2 separate regions of the Homo sapiens genome follow, and region 1 is linked to region 2. A link is an interaction called in ENCODE POLR2A ChIA-PET data of the cell type or tissue named here. Cell type or tissue: GM12878. All regions are shown on one strand.

What was found. Peaks named below come from ENCODE experiments on the same cell type or tissue, not always from the same donor. Only the 100,000 strongest peaks of a DNase experiment are listed, where the experiment ranks them.
Region 1: POLR2A ChIA-PET joins it to region 2 with 10 read pairs; 3 of 35 experiments call an interaction of 5 or more read pairs at or near these places.

The regions. Positions count from the first base shown.
Region 1 is chr15:43,235,789-43,243,788 of GRCh38, forward strand. It overlaps TGM5 (transglutaminase 5), which reads right to left. Exons shown (of 13, transcript NM_201631.4): 7 at 5,064-5,202; 8 at 3,375-3,478; 9 at 3,029-3,268; 10 at 1-49. Among named protein-coding and RNA genes, the nearest start is that of EPB42, 19 kb to the left of the region's middle. In GM12878, no CTCF peak of the experiment used is centred here; a DNase peak (open chromatin) is centred at 4,076; H3K27ac peaks cover 1,008 bases.
Region 2 is chr15:43,047,193-43,055,192 of GRCh38, forward strand. It overlaps UBR1 (ubiquitin protein ligase E3 component n-recognin 1), which reads right to left. Exons shown (of 47, transcript NM_174916.3): 12 at 7,550-7,707; 13 at 1,200-1,299; 14 at 1-97. Among named protein-coding and RNA genes, the nearest start is that of UBR1, 55 kb to the right of the region's middle. In GM12878, no CTCF peak of the experiment used is centred here; no DNase peak of the experiment used is centred here.

The sequences.
Region 1 (8,000 bases), 190 kb after region 2:
TTCAGCTTCTGCAGAGCCTTCAGAAACACCTGCCTCTCCTGGAGGGATCCTGAAGTTGGGGAGAGCACAGCACCAGCTGTGAGCCAGGCTGACCGGGGTAGACTGAGGCTGAGCGCCATCCCCCACCCAATATCTCCACCAACAACTTCAGGCCTTCACTCCCAGTAACAAGCACTCCCTCCACTCCTCATGTGCTTTCCCAGGCAGGCTCTGCTGGCCACTTCACACCCTTCCTCCTGTATCAACCACAAGCAAGGTGTATTACCATTAGCATTCTTCTTCTTCTTCTTCTTCCATACACAGATAAAGAAAAGGAGGCTAATGGAAGTCATGTCACCTGCCCAAGTCACACAACTAGTAAGGAGCAGATCCCAGGTGGGAAGCAAACCTGCCCAACTCTAAAACCCGTGCCTGTGACCGCTCAACTCTATCCTGATCTCCTCAAGGGAAAGATGAAGGCCCACAAATGCAGAGAAATAAACCTCATAAAGACAGCAGGGCATGGTGTGATGTCCTGTTCCAGAGCCAGATTATTGGTCAGGCATAGACTAATTCCTGGAAACTAAGGGAAAGGAGAAGCACAGTAAATAAGTAAATACATATGAGAGGAGGTCTAGGCGTGCAGAGTTCCCAGGGTGGCCCCAGCTTCCCTGCTCTATCCTGGGGGTCCCTGTGGGCCGCATGTGCAGGAATACTTGCCCACGCCTCATAATTCCAGAAGCTGCTTTTGTTGAGTACTTACTATCCCCAGGGACCAGCTCTACCCCTTCAATGCATTTGCCACAACTTCCTGAGGCAGAGGCCACTTTTATCCCCTTGCTCTGGGGTTCATTCTAAGGCCAGTTCCAGACAAAAGAGAATCTGGAGACATTTGCTTCAGTAAGAGTGGGCCCACAGGCTGAGGGCAGTGGCTCACACCTGTAATCCCACCACTTTGGGAGGCCAAGGAGGGTGGATTACTTGAGGTCTGGAGTTCGAGACCAGCCTGACCAACATGGTGAAACCCTGTTTCTACTAAAAATACAAAAAATTTAGCCAGGCATGGTGGCAGGCACCTATAATCCCAGCTACTTGGGAGGCTGAGACAGGAGAATTGCTTGAACCCAGGAAGCAGAGGTTGCAGTGAGCGGAGATCATGCTGTTGCCCTCCAGCCTAGGTGACAGAGCAAGACTCTGTCTCAAAAAAAAAAAAAAAAAAAAGAGTGGGCCCAGGAAGATGGGAATCTGATTTAGCGCATCTGCGGTCTGTGCGACCCCAGACCCTGTCAGGCTGGGTGGGAGAAGACTGAATACTGCTGGCCTGAGGAGCACCTAAGCAGGACACTCAGGTCCACTCGGGTATGGCTCCAATCCCCCTGAGTCCACAGGGGACCCCGTGGGCCTCTCTAGCAAATGCCATCAAAGCCCTGCCCATATTCCCTTGGCACTTGCCATTTCAGTGTCCACAGGCCCTACTTTTCAAATTGCAGCCCCTGCAACTCTGTCTGAGGTTTTCTCTGCTACCAGAGCAGACTCAGCTCATGCATGGGGCAGGCCAGAAGTGCTAAAGAATTTACATCCCCCAGGAACAGCCCTCAACTCATGACCAACAGGAGTTGATGGATAAACACCCTAGCCCCTGTGACTCTCTGGTGTGATAAATCAGCAGTATTGTTCTACACTTCACACCGAATCAGTGATAGGGTTGCCAGATTTAGCAAACAAAAATACAAGGCAATTTAATTTGAATTTCAAATAAACAACAAATAATTTGGGACAGCCTTTTTTTTTTTTGTTTAGAAATGAGGTCTCACTCTATTGCCTAGGCTGGAGTGCAGTGTTGCCATCATAGTTCACTGCAGCCTCAAATTCTGAGGCTAAAGTGATCCTCCCGTCTCAGCCTCCCAAAGTGTTGGGATTGCAGGTGTGAGCTTACAGCTCCTGGCCTGGGACAAATTTATGCTAAAGCATTATTTGTCCTTTATTTTCTCTGACAACCCCACTTCCAGAGCTCCCAGCCAGCTGTCACTGTGCTAACAGGCTTGAAAATGTACTCTTACATCCACTTCCTTCCCTTCCCTGTCTCCCTCACTCTGCTCCAGGATTTCCAGGATAGCCTAAAAAATAAACCACCTGTATTTGAATGCTTGCCTCAGGATCCATTTCTGGGGCAGCCCAGCCAAGATGAGGCCGGAGGCCCCAGGGAGTGGGTGGTGATGGCACTGCTGGGCTGTGTTCAACACTTGCCCCCTACTGCAAATCCCCTTCCCAGGTGGGGAATTCTGGAGCCTCCCTGCGTCTGTCCCCGAGGCCCACGTAGACGAACCACAGACACCCACTCACCAGCACTCCCAGCAACTGCTCAGCCCTCCCCACCGCCCTTCAGCCACCCTGCCTTGCACCTGCTCAGATCCTCCCCAGCCAGATCCCAGCTCTGGCCCTCACCCTGCCTCTGGCCCTCATGGACTGGATATTTTTGCCTGGCTCCCTGGTAATTGAACCTAGTGGCTGGCGCTTCTCAATGTCCAGGCATTCATCTATAGCTGACTAACACAGCCTCCCCTGTGACCCTGCTGCCAGGGCTGTCACCTCAGAGTCAGCCTCTGGCCGTGCCGTTCCCACAGGGAGGAGTGGTGGGAGTGAACATCTGGGCTCACTTCAGCCTGTCCTCCAAAGACTCAGTGAAACACAGTGAATTAAATAATACCCTAAATAAAATAAATGAATGGCAGAGTGTTTACTAAATTCCCTGCCATCTTCAGTGGGAGGCTGATTTTAGGGGGAAGCAGGGGTGAAGTATTCATATTCTGTTTGGGCTCCACGGTCCATGTCAGCGCCTTGTGGCGGGAGCTCGCTGGCCTGCAGGATGTGGGGTGGGGGTGTCATGAAGAAGTGAGGCTGTGAGGCCACCCCAACTGGGGCCTCAAAACTGAACAGCTGAGGAGACAGTGGGGCTGGGTCCTGCCTCGCAGATGCTCTCTGGCTCCCTGGGGTAGGGGAAGGTTCCTGCAGGGCTGGGGCTCTGAGTAGGGCTGGCTTGCTTACTTACCTTCTTCATACTTGTAGTTCTCTGTGATGTCATCCCGCTCGTCACTCTGGATGCTCTTTGTGCTGATAAAATTGCCAACAGAACTCGTGTCCTGGTGAAGCTTCTGCTCCTTCCCTCCCTGGACGAGCCAGGACATGCAGTCAGCATTCACCATCGAAAACACAAAGGGCGTGTCATAGTTCAGGTCCACTTCTCCTTCTTTGATGGCTCTGACAGAGGCAGGGCCACAGCAGTAGACGCCTGAAGGAGAACAGGGGAGCCTCGGTGGGCTGTTTGTTGCAGGGCTGGGCAGGGGTGGGGTGCTTTCCACGGGAGCGGGGCCTGCCTTTCTTCTGGAGAGCCTCACCGTTGCTCATCTCCTGAGGTGTGGCGTCCAGCACCTGCCAGCCTCCATATGCAGGGGGCAGATCCTTCCGGGCCATCCAGCACTCATTCCAGACATGGAAGTTCCTGTGTCAAACAGAGCCAAGGGAGACGTTGTACTGCTTGGTCTTTCTAGAACAAGGCAAGGGAGGGATGAGCAAATGAACTGTTGGATAGAAAGACAGACTTAGCACACACAGGGCTTAAAACCTCTGTGGATAGCCAGGCACGATGGCTCATGCCAGTAATCTTAGTACTTTGGGAGTCTGAGGTGAGAGGATTGCTTGAGCTCAGGAGTTCAAGATTAACCTGGGCAAAAAAGGAAGATCTCGTCTCAAAAAAAAAAAAAAATTAACTAGGCATCATGGCACATGCCTATAGTCCCACCTACTTGGGAGGCTGAGGTGGAGGATCACTTGAGCCTGGGAGATCAAGGCTTGACCTTGATCATACCACTGTGCTCCAGCCTGGGCAGCAAAGCCAGACCTTGTCTCAAAAAAGTAATTAATTAGTGACAGGTCTTCCTCTTGTGGACCTCTCTTTGCCTCCCAGAAAAGAGTCTCCCTCTGCGGACTCAGCTTGTGAACAGAAAGTGAAGGCTTCCAGAGTCCACTGAAGTTAAAAATCCTTCACTGTCTCATGAAACAGTCTTTGTGGCCCCTTTGTGTGCGTTGATGACTCACAGAGGCACTCGTGGTCTTTGTATTCGGAGGTAAGGCCGTCCTGTGGTCAGAACTGTTGGGACTCAGGAAACAATACTCCAAAATGAAGGTCTCAGAAGCAGAAGTGTTTTTTTGGACCTTTTCCTGTCTTCCTGTCTCTCAGTCTCATTTACCCCCATGGCTAGGCATAGAAATTAAAATCTCGCCTCCCCAAGGTGGGAAGGTCATGGAAACCAGAACCCCTTTTCCCCAAAGGCAGTCTTAAAACCTAAAAATATTACCCTAGCTTTCCTTCTGCCTTTTTGTATAAAAACTGGCCATAAAAAATTTATCTGACCTACCTTGTTTGACTGTAGGTCAAAAAACCCTCATTCTAGAGAGGGTTCTGCCCCATATTGGGAAGGAAGGAACTCATGCTCAGAGAGGCCAAGCAGAATGTAGACAAACAGGGCTGGGTTTCCCCACTCAGTCTATTACCATTAGGTCATACCATTTGTCCAAGCAGATTTCTACATGGCTGTCCATACTCTGTTAGACTAAGCATAAAAATGGACAATTTCCCCTGTATCTTTGGGTCTTCATTCTGAAGGCTCCTGTATATACGTTAATTAATGTGTATGCCTTTTCTCCTATTGATCTGATTTTGTGAGTTGATTTTTTTTTTTTAAACAAACCTTCAAAGGGCAGTGGGGAAATTTTCTCCAGGCCCCATAGAGCCAGGAGGTTCTGTGATGGAGGTGACAAAGATGAAAACCTCAACCCAGGGCAGAACACTCTTATGATATGAGACTTCTAAACCCCAAATGGGCTTTGTTCAGATGTCTCCCAGCTGAAGATTGGCAAGAGGTGTGGGGACAGCCTTGGTGGGGGGTGGGTGGGGGAGGGTGAGGGGGTGTGGAGGAGGTGAAGGGGAGGGACCAGGCTCATGGACCTCGTTCTGCCCTTCCTCCTGCCATGGGGCTTGGCTCTGATGTGTGGCCCTAGAAATAGGTTGAGAGGTTGTTTCTCACCAGATAGTATCCTTCTTCTTATTCCCCAAAATCCTGCCTGTGTTGTCATAATACTCATCTATGATCAGGTTTCCATCTGTATCGTGGCCAGAGTCGAAGTTGGTGATCACACGGGTAGGGATCCCCAGACACCTCATCACTGCAAAAAGGGCACAAAAAAATCACCTGTGAGCTGTAGATTCCGGACCCGTATATTCCTGGACTTTGGGGCCTGGACCTGGGGAAATCTTCCATTTGCCATCTGCAGGAACATGCTGGAGCTGTCTGGAACACTGGAATAGTGATATTTCCAACTTCCTTCCCCACTTCTGGAGCTCATGGGAGAGATTCTAGGCAAAGGTGGGGATGCTGACTGCTCAGACAAGCACTGCCTGAGCCAGTAAAGTCTAGCAAGCTGTGAGCTCTGCTTACGCCAGGAGGGTGGGACTGGCAAGCCTTTCCTTTGGCAAAACTCAGAGGCCTGACTCAACTGCATTTCTCTTCTGGCCCTAAATCTCCATCTTCAAGCCAAAGCTGGAATTCCATTCCTTTCTGTAGTTAGGATTATTGCTTCAGACCATCAGATTCTCAAGCAAAATATTCTGTGGCTTTGATTCCCCCTTTTCCTGGGTATATGATCTTGGAAGCCTCTCTAGAAAAGCATCATAGATTAAGCCAAGAGGAAAGAAAACCATGTAACAAGAGCTTAGAAAAGTGAGAGTTTCTACCTGGTAGAGAAATTCTTGAAAGAAGGTAGAGTGTTGTCTTTATTCCTGGGGGCCATGCATTCTGTTTGCCAGCCAACTTCCTTTCTTTATCCTCTGCTGTATTTCCATTCTGTGCTTTTTATTTTTTTTGAAGTCAAAAAAATCGCACTCCAGCCTCCTCCTCCTCCCGGGTTCAAGCAATTCTCCTGCCTCAGCCCCCTGAGTAGCTGGGATTACAGGCACACAACACCACACCCGGCTAATTTTTTTTTTTGTATTTTTAGTAGAGACGGGGTTTTACCATGTTGGCCAGGCTGGTCTCGAACTCCTGACCTCAAGTGATCCGCCTGCCTTGGCCTCCCAAAGTGCTGGGATTACAGGCGTGAGCCACCGCGCCCGGCCTCTGTGCTCTTTTAAGTACAGGAAAATCTGACCATGAAATGCTCTGGGGATTCCTGTCCCTTCATGTCCAGCAATGACAGTCCACTCAATCTAATAATGACAATAATAGTATCTACCAGCTGGGCATAGTGCTAAATGCTTCACACATAGTATCCTTAAACAACTCTATCTGATGGCTACTATTATTATCTCCATTTTGAAGACAAAGAATCAGAGGCTAAGAAAGTTTGCTACCTTGACCAAGGTCACACAGCTAGTAAGAGGCAGAGCTACCACTAAAATCCTGGTTTCACTGCTAAGCTTGCAATCAATACTGAGTCCAGCTTTTGGTAGTATGCATACAGTTCAGCATCTTAGTGTTTTTACCTAATTTTACATCCTAAGCATTTTCCTATTTTATCGAATATTTGCCGAAAGCAAGATTTTAGTGGTGATTATTTTGAAACATTTAGTTGGTTTTCAATTTTCCCCCTGTTGTAAATACTGTGATAAATACCTTTGTAGATCAATATCCCCCCTCCCCTGGGACATATTCTAAGGGGTAAAGTGACTGAGTCAAAAATATGGTTATTTCTAAGGGTTCTTCACACACACTACTGTCATTTCTTAAAAGTTTATAATTTTTAGTTTAAACATTTAATTGTGTACAGATTTTAGCTCACCCTCTTCTTATTCTGCACTTTGACACAGAGCCTCTCCAGGCCAGGGTGGGGACAGGCCTCTGGATGCGACCAGAAAAGGGAGGGGAGAAGCCCAAAGGGAGCCTTGAGCTCGCGTGGCAGGTTTGAACAGGGCTGAAGAACTAGGGCAGGTGGTGGGTAGAGCTGACAAGTGGGTTGTAGGTGGAGGTGACACAGGACAGCTGCAGAGGTGAGGCTGAAGTTTGAAAAGCTGTCACTGAAGGACCCTGAGACAGCAGTGAGGCAAGAGAGCAGCATTGCAGGGGCGCATTTATGCTAAAAGTACAGTCAGGAGGGTGGATGACACTCACAGTGACAAGAAAACGTGCCAAAGAAGAGGGCAGGGAGGGAGAGCAGGGAGCAAGCCTCCCCCTGCCCTTCACCCAGATGGATGAGTTCATGAGTGGCCACCTGAAGTGTCAATAGTGGTGTCAACTCCTGCTAAACATGACTCGATGGGCACTTTCCCACCCTAACACAGGTAACTGGTCCTGAAGCACTTTGAAGTTCTCCATTAACCAGAGTATGAGGCTTGTAATGAATTGTTTATGAGTCTGTCTTCCTGAGGGCAGGGATTGTGTGTTATTCATCTTTATCATTACTCAACCATTAACAATACAGGGCAAGGCCCATTTTGCATCTTGCTGCATCTTTGCTGGATGGATGGATGAGTGGTGTCTTGTGAATCTTTTGCCTGTTCTGGTGATTTCTGAGTTCAACTCACCACTATCCTGATGGTTGTGGGATATGCTTTGGGTACCAAGCTCAACTGTCCGTAGAGCATAAGCTTTGAGTGGTGATGGATTTGCACTGATCCAGTCTCACCCTTTGCTCATCATGGCTTGTGAGAGGACTTGGATGGGGAGCAGATTGTCACAGTAGAACAGAATGAAGTTACAGAGGGGCAAGAATGGTTTCTTACATAGGGGGTGAAGCCAAGGCATCAGCTTCAAGGCACTCAGATCTGTTCACCAGAAGTCATGCACATACATGTTTCCAGGGGCCTTGCTCCAGAGCTCTGTCCTTCTGGTTCTGTCCTCCCACAAAGAGCTCATCCCGACTATGGCTTTCTCTCCCACTTCTGTGCCCAGGACTCTTGAATTTGAATCTTGAGCCTGTCTAGAGACCTTGCTGTCACTGAACACATCCCTTACTGAACTTATTGTCTT
Region 2 (8,000 bases):
AAATATTCTTCAATTGCATCTGTATAGCAATGGCAGCCTCCCAATCAGGATCCACTTCAATGTGTTGCCCAACCTGTCTTCGGATTTCTTCCATTCCCTGCAATTACAAGTTGGTCAACATACACCTATCTGAGCCCTCTCTCTTTGCTCTGCTCTTGGCAAAATATAAAACTGTCAGGATTCATAACATTTTAACATGGTTGTTACACTGGGTCAGAATGCATGGGTTCAATTCCCAGCTCTCAGGTATGTGCTCAGGGTTAGAACATTAACCGCAAAGCCCAGCTCTGTCTGGTATTTCTAGCTGTGTGACCCTGGGCAAATTATTTCTAAGCTTGGTTACTAAATGGATCCTTTGAGATTTTTTCCTAAATGCAGTTCTTGTCAATTGATAAGGGCATAAAGTCAGACTCTAAAGAAGTATTAGAAGCTAACAAGTGAAGATACTAAATGTAGATGAATTAAGAGTATTTAGGAGATGTCAAGATGAAAACAAGCACCTTAACCTCATCACCCAACAACTGTACATGCTTTCCATAAGGGTGAGGGAGCCAAAAAAATATGTGTTGTGCTTGCTGCACATGCAAGTAACCCTTACATGTAAAAGGAGAATATTAATAGTAACTACTTAATAAGATTGCTATAAGGCTCAAAAGAGATCATGCATGAAAAGTGCTTACTACACATTTATCACATGGTAAGTATTCAGCAAACATTAACAGAAGTAGCAACAGTAGGCCGGGCATGGCAGCTCACACCTGTAATCCCAGCACCTTGGGAGGTCAAGAGATTGAGACCATCCTGGCCAACATGGTGAAACCCCACCTCTACTAAAAATACAAAAATTAGCTGGGTGTGGTGGTGCATGCCTGTAATCCCAGCTACTTGGGAGACTGAGGCAGGAGAATCGCTTGAACCTGGGAGGCGGAGGTTGCAGTGAGCCGAGATTGCACCATTGCACTCCAGCCTGGCAACAGAGCGAGACTCTGTCTTCGAAAAAAAAAAAAAAGTAGCAATAGTAAACTAAGGTATATAAAAGGATCTATCAAAACAGGATGAGTGAGTCAATGTTTAAATCTTGTTTCTACTTTGCTAGATAAATTCTTTCTTGTATTAAAACCAAAATCTGCTTTAAAAAGACTGCGGTTCAATTTTTAAAAATAAATTTCTTTTACTGATGTACAGAAAAATGATCATACCTGCATACAGGTAAGAATCTTCAAAAAAGATCGAAAACCTTCAAGGAACTGCATTCTTAATCTTTCTGTCCATATTGTGGGTTTGCTGATCAGGATATACCTATCGTTTCAAGAAAGAAAGAAATATTTCATTTATCTATTTTGAGATAATTTTAAGGTTCTCAGGGTTATAGACAATGTTGATTTATAAAAATTATGGATTCTAATTTCTCACAATAATTAGAAGCTCTGAGTAGAGCTAGAATTATTTATTCTGCCTTATTTTAAATACAACCAGTAAAACATGAATGCTCTAGAAGAGGCAGATATCAAGCTAAACCTGACTTCACACACTACATTCTCAGAGGTTAGTCTGATTAAGTGAACCTAGAACTGACCAAGCCTGTCACAGCTAACTCTGGACAACCACAGTACAGATTCCCTAGAACTGTTCACACCCATCAGCCAAAGGGCCAGCTGAAATTGTTTCAGCCTCAGGAGATTTGGAACAGATTTTCTACCTCCAGTTTTTCATAACCCAGAACTTGGAAGAAGGATGTAAGCACCTGTCATCTTGACTTGCACATCAGGATGTACTAGTTTCAAGAGATAAACAAACTCATTTTAGCCTATAATTTGTATGATTAATATTTCTTTTGGCTGTAAAGACAATGACTGGTTTCATATACAATGGGAACAATGTTTATCATGAAATGAGTTATCAGGAAGTAATTATTAACAAGTATAAAATACTATTTTGCACTTGACCAATGAGAATAAATTCCTGTTATATTGCAGGTGTTGGGAACATAAACATGGACACACCTGTCCTGAAGTTCATAGTATAGTGGGAAAAACAGATACACACAGTAGACAGAAATTCAATGTTAAACACTAAAATAATGTATAAAAGAGGTAATGTATGGCTCACGCCTGTAATCCCAGCACTTTAGGAGGCCGAGGCAGGTGGATCACGAGGTCAGGAGATTGAGACCATCCTGGCTAACACAGTGAAACCCCGTCTCTACTAAAAATACAAAAAATTAGCTGGGCGTGGTGGCGGGTGCCTGTAGTCCCAGCTACTCGGGAGGCTGAAGCAGGAGAATGGCGTGAACCCAGGAGGCAGAGCTTGCAGTGAGCCGAGATCGCAACACTGCACTCCAGCCTGGGTGACAGCATGACACACAAAAAAAGAAGTAATGTAGGTACATAAAGACAAAGCAACAAAGAAAATACATTTTTTTTGAACTGCAAAGATAGGATTGTGGTTTAATTTTTCTCACTCTTTAGATACCCATTAACATGCAAATGTACATTAAAAATACAATCATCAAAGAAACTTATAAAGATTTAATTCAAATATACTAATTACCATCTAAATCTTTCTTTTAAAGTAAAAGATAAAAAAGATTAAAGTTTAAAATCTGCCACATTGAACAAACGGCATTCATGTTTTGTTGCTTTCTAGAGCACTACTACTCAAAGTGTGGTCCACTAACCAGCAGCACCAGCCTCACCTGAGTGCTCTTTAAAGAGGCAACATGTTGGGCTCTAATTAGACCTGCTGAATAAGAAGCTTCCCTGCCCCCGTTTTTTTTTTAAACTTGGCCTTACTCTGTTGCCCAGGTTGGAGTGCAGTGGTGCAATCATAGCTCACCACAATTTCAAACTCTCAGGCTCGAGTAATCCTCCTGCCTCAGCCTCCTCAGTAGCTAAGACTACAGGCGCGTGCCACCAAACCTGGCTAATTTTATTTTTTGTAGAGACAAAGTCTCACTATGTTGCCCAGGCTGGTTGCAACCTCCTGGCCTCAAGCAATCCTCCTGCCTCAGCCTTCCAAAGCACATGAGCCAACGCAATCAGCCCCAGAATCTGAACTTAAGGAAGCTCCCCAGATGATTTGCTTCTGCACAGCAAAGGAAACTATCAACAGAGTGAAGAGACAACCAACAGAATGGGAGAAAATTTTTGCAAACTATGCATCTGACAAAGTCCTAATAGCCAGCATCTATAAGGAAAATAAATAAATTTACAAAAAAGAAAAAATGAATAAGTGAGGCCGGGTGCAGTGGCTCACGCCTGTAATCCCAGCACTTTAAGAGGCCGAGGTGGGCAGATTGCCTGAGCTCAGGAGTTCAAGACCACCCTGGGCAACACGGTGAAACCCCGTCTCCACTAAAATATCTCCACTAAATTACAATAAATTAGCCAGGCATGACAGCATGTGCCTGTAGTCCCAGCTATTCGGGAGGCTGAGGCAGGAGAATCACTTGAACCCAGGAGACTGAGGTTGCAGTGAGCCAAGATAGTGCTACTGCATTCCAGCCTGGGCAACAGAGCGAGACTCCGTCTTAAAAAAAAAAAAAAAAAAGCGGGGCAGGGGAGCAAAGGATAAGAACAGAACAGACACTTTTCAAAAGAAGACATACATGCTGCCAACAATTACATGAAATAAAGCTCAACATCACTGATCATTGGAGAAATGCAAATCAAAACCACAATGAGATACCATCTCACACTAGTCACAATGGCTACTATTAAAAAGTAAAAAGTCACAGACGCTGGGGAGGTTGCAGGGAAAAATGAATGCTCATACACTGTTGGTAGGAGCATAAATTAATTCAAGCATTATGGAAGACAGTGTGACAATTCCTTGAAGACCTAAAAACAGAAATGTCATTCAACCCGGCAATTTCATTACCGGGTATTCACCCAAAGGAATATAAATTGTTCTATTATAAAGACACATGCACACATACATTCACTGCAGCATTCACAATAGCAAAGGCATGGAATCAACTTAAATGCCCATCAGTGATAGACTGGATAAAGAAAATTTGGTACATATACACCATGGAATACTATACAGCCAGAAAAAGAATGAGATCACATCTTTTCTGGGAACATGGATGGAGCTAGAGGCCATTATCCTTAGCAAACTAACGCAGAAACAGAAAACCAAATACTGCATGTTCTCACTTACAAGTGGGAACTAAATGATGAGAACACATGGACACATAGAGGGGAACAACACACACTGGGGTCTATCAGAGGATTGAGGTTGGGAGGAGGGAGAGGATCAGGAAATATAGCTAATGGGTACTAGGCTTAATACTTGGGTGACAAAATAATCTTAACAACAAACCCCCATGACACAAGTTTACCTATGTAACAAGCCTGCACATGTACCCCTGAACTCAAAATAAAAGTTAAATAAAAATTAAAAAAAGCAGCTCCCCAGATGATTTGCATTCACATTAAAATCTGAGAAGCACTGATCTAGAAGAGAATTTACATTTTTGGTTTCTAACAATCTCACATAGCTAATGAGCAACCTCTATAGATGACTTACCAAGTAAAGAAGATGTAAGGGATTGGAACAAACAAAAGGGTAAGGAAGGGAAGGAAAAGAAGTCTGTAGATAAAAATAGGTGGCAAAAGCAATGGGAAAAGAGGGAGAAAAGTGTGGACAGGGTGAGACAGTAAGGGAGTGATTTGGTTTGAGAGTGTGCTATACTTTCTGGAAATGGAACAAAGGAATAGGTTAGAGTAATAAAAGAATAATATTGTTCCTCAATAGCACCAAGGTTCAACTGCATCTCTTTTCTAAGTTGCATTTCCACAATAAATTAGCAACTGAGAAACAAAGTACCCCATGAGATACCTCCCAAAAAGCAAGTGACAAAACTAAATAGACATAAATTTTTTAGAATAAGAGAGGTAGCAATCCCTCCCTTCTGTGTTTTCCTAGGCAGATCTCAGTTGGAGTACTGTGTTCATTTCTTGGCACATAAATGGTATACATGCACCTGGAACAGGTTCAGTAGAGAAGGACAATGATTTAGAAGGAATTTTAACCAACATGAAATGGGACTAGTTAAAGAAATAAATGCAACTCAATGCAGAAAAGACCTGGCAGGTATGACTGCTGCCTTTAAATACTTCTTCAAGTTAAATGAGAATTGAAGTTGTTCTGAATGGACAAAGAGAGAACTAGAACCAGAAAATAAAAGCTACAAAAAAAGACAAGAGTTCAATATACAATAGGAAACTTTCTAATAGTTGGAAGAAGCTATCCAAAGTTGGAATGTGCTGCTTTGAGAGAATGAAAATTTCCTAAGGCAGGCTGAACAGAGTACCTACTAGTACCAACAAACTTATTTCATGCTGAGGTACAGTCAGATAAACACAAAGCTAAACTATGAAGACCTACAAATTCTGACAGAATTTAGACTTTATCTGGGAAAGAAAATACATTAAGTGTGGTTATTGCTAACTAATTTAAAAACAAGGTTTCAGGGGAAATTAGTAAATAAACATGTAGGGAAAGAGTAAGATGTGACTACAGAATTTCTACAATGAGAGACTGAGAAAGCAATTAACACGAATTATTTGCTAAATAAAGAGTTTTTGTGATTGGTGTGTTAGGCCAGGTTTCAGAGTAGATTTTGTGTTGTTGTTTATGTATCCTGTGAGGCTACATGACATAGTGAAAGGAACATGAGTTTTACAGATAAACGGTGTTTATAATCAAATCTCAGTTCTGCCACTTACTAGGTTTGTGACTTGAGGCAAATATTTACAATCTACAAAGTAAGATTATATCAAGTACCTTCTAAGAATAGTGCAAGAATATAATCAGGTAAGATAAGCAAAGCTCCTTGGCACATAGCAGTTACTAATAAATCTCACAGGATTCTCATGAGAGTGAATTACACAGTACCTGCAGAACAGGTGTTAATTTTCCCTTCCCCTGGTCACTGGAGATATCTATATTTAGGTTGGGATAGAGGGGAGGAATTGTAAGCATCAGAAGATTTAAAGTTGCCTTCCAAACTAGACACCTTAAAGTTCTACTATAAGGGTAGGTATTTAGGGATGTGCTGGCTCTAAATTATTCACCGTAGAGATTAGCTATAGTCAGAGACTCATAAAATATGATAAAACAAGTGATTATGCACCACTTAACTGGATATAAAAATAACTCAGTTATAATACTTCACAGTAATGATAGCCATGGTAGAGAGATTTTTTTCTATATTCACTGACCTAACAATAACTTTAAGTACTGCCATTAGGAGTTTTTGTTTTGTACAACATGTAAGTTTTGCATAATTTGGCTGAGAAACAAATTTCAATTACAATGGCTATATATTGATTCACTACTGAATTTACCTACCATCTCCACTTATACTGAAGATAAAATATAATAATTTACTGAACTTTATTTTATTTTTTTAGAGATAGGATCCCGCTCTGTTGCCCAGGCTGGAGTGCAGTGGCATGATCACAGTTTACTGTAACCTCAAACCCCTGGGCTCAAGTGATCCTCTCGCCTCTGCATCCTGAGTAGCTAGGAATAGAGGCTTGCACTGCTGTACCTGGCTAATTTTTATTTTTATTTTTGTAGAAACAAGGTCTCGCTATGTTGTCCAGGCTGGTCTGATACAGACGCAATTTTTTTTTTTTTTTTTTGAGATGCAGTCTCACTCCGTTGCCAGGCTGGAGTGCAGTGGCGCAATCTTTGCTCACTACAACCTCCACCTCCTGCGTTCAAGCGATTCTTCTGCCTCAGCCTCATGGCAATTTTTAAAAAATGGAGTATTTTCAGTCTGCGGTTGGTTGAACCCACAGATGTGGAACCCACAAATACGGAGGATCAACTGTATAGCAAAAAGGAGTTAAAAAAATGTTAACAGCCAGCCGCAGTAGCTCATGACTGTAATCCCAACACTATGGGAGGCCAAAGCAGAAGGACTGCTTGACCCCAGGAGTCCAAGTCAGCCTGGGCAACAAAAAGTGAGACTCCGTCTCTACAAAACAATAAAAAATTTGCCAGGCATGGTGGCACGTGCCTGTGGTCCCAGCTACATGGGAGGCTGAGGCAGGAGGATCACTGGAGCCCAGGAGGTTGAGGCTTCAGTGAGCCATGTTTGCATCACTGCACTCCAGCTTGGGCAACACAGCGAGACCCTGTCTCAAAAAAAAAAAGAAAGAAATTTATGTCAATAGATTGTCTGAAACTATGCACAAAGAGACTATATAGGAAGGACAGAACCAAAGTGTGTGAGTGGAAGTGAATGAAAAGTATGGTAATTACAATGGCAATGCATTTGGTGACCCCAGGAGATCCCAAGTTCCTGTAATGGGCCTCTCCTCAATACCTTCTTTACTAACCAGGTTTTACAACTCAATAAGAAGCCTTCACTGAAGACATTTATTAACGCGAGGCAGTAACAGTTCTTTGTACTTGCCATCATTATAAAGAGAATTCTGGATAACCAAAATGATCACAGGATTACTTATAAGACACAGCAAATAAGCACACTGAGTTTAACAGGTGCCCTCACCTTTTGACTTGAACAACTTACTTTAGGTCACATATTACTGCATATACTCTTCCCAATTTGTCCTGGCTATAACCCTGGAAGTTGAATTTATTGTTCCTGTCCAAGTACTCAGGTAAAACTTCTAGCAGAGTTTCAGTAATGACAGAGATAACATTCTGCTCTTCAATAAGATGTCGAGCCTGCGGAATATTTCAAGAATATTTTCTTTAGCATTAACTCATTGTGGTATGGACTTAATTTATTCATTCATTTGGTTAGTCAGTATGTCATTTTTAATAAATGTTTGTTATTGAATGTTAAACACAGTCCTTAGTTTCACTGAATAGCAACTACTAAGAAGTTATTTTCTAAAAGAAAAAATTCCCTACTCCTCAGTAACTAGACAACACCTATCTGGATACTCCAAGCCCATTAGACAGGTTATCTAGATAAATGTTTATCATCAGTAATGTGGTGGCTCATGCCTGTAATC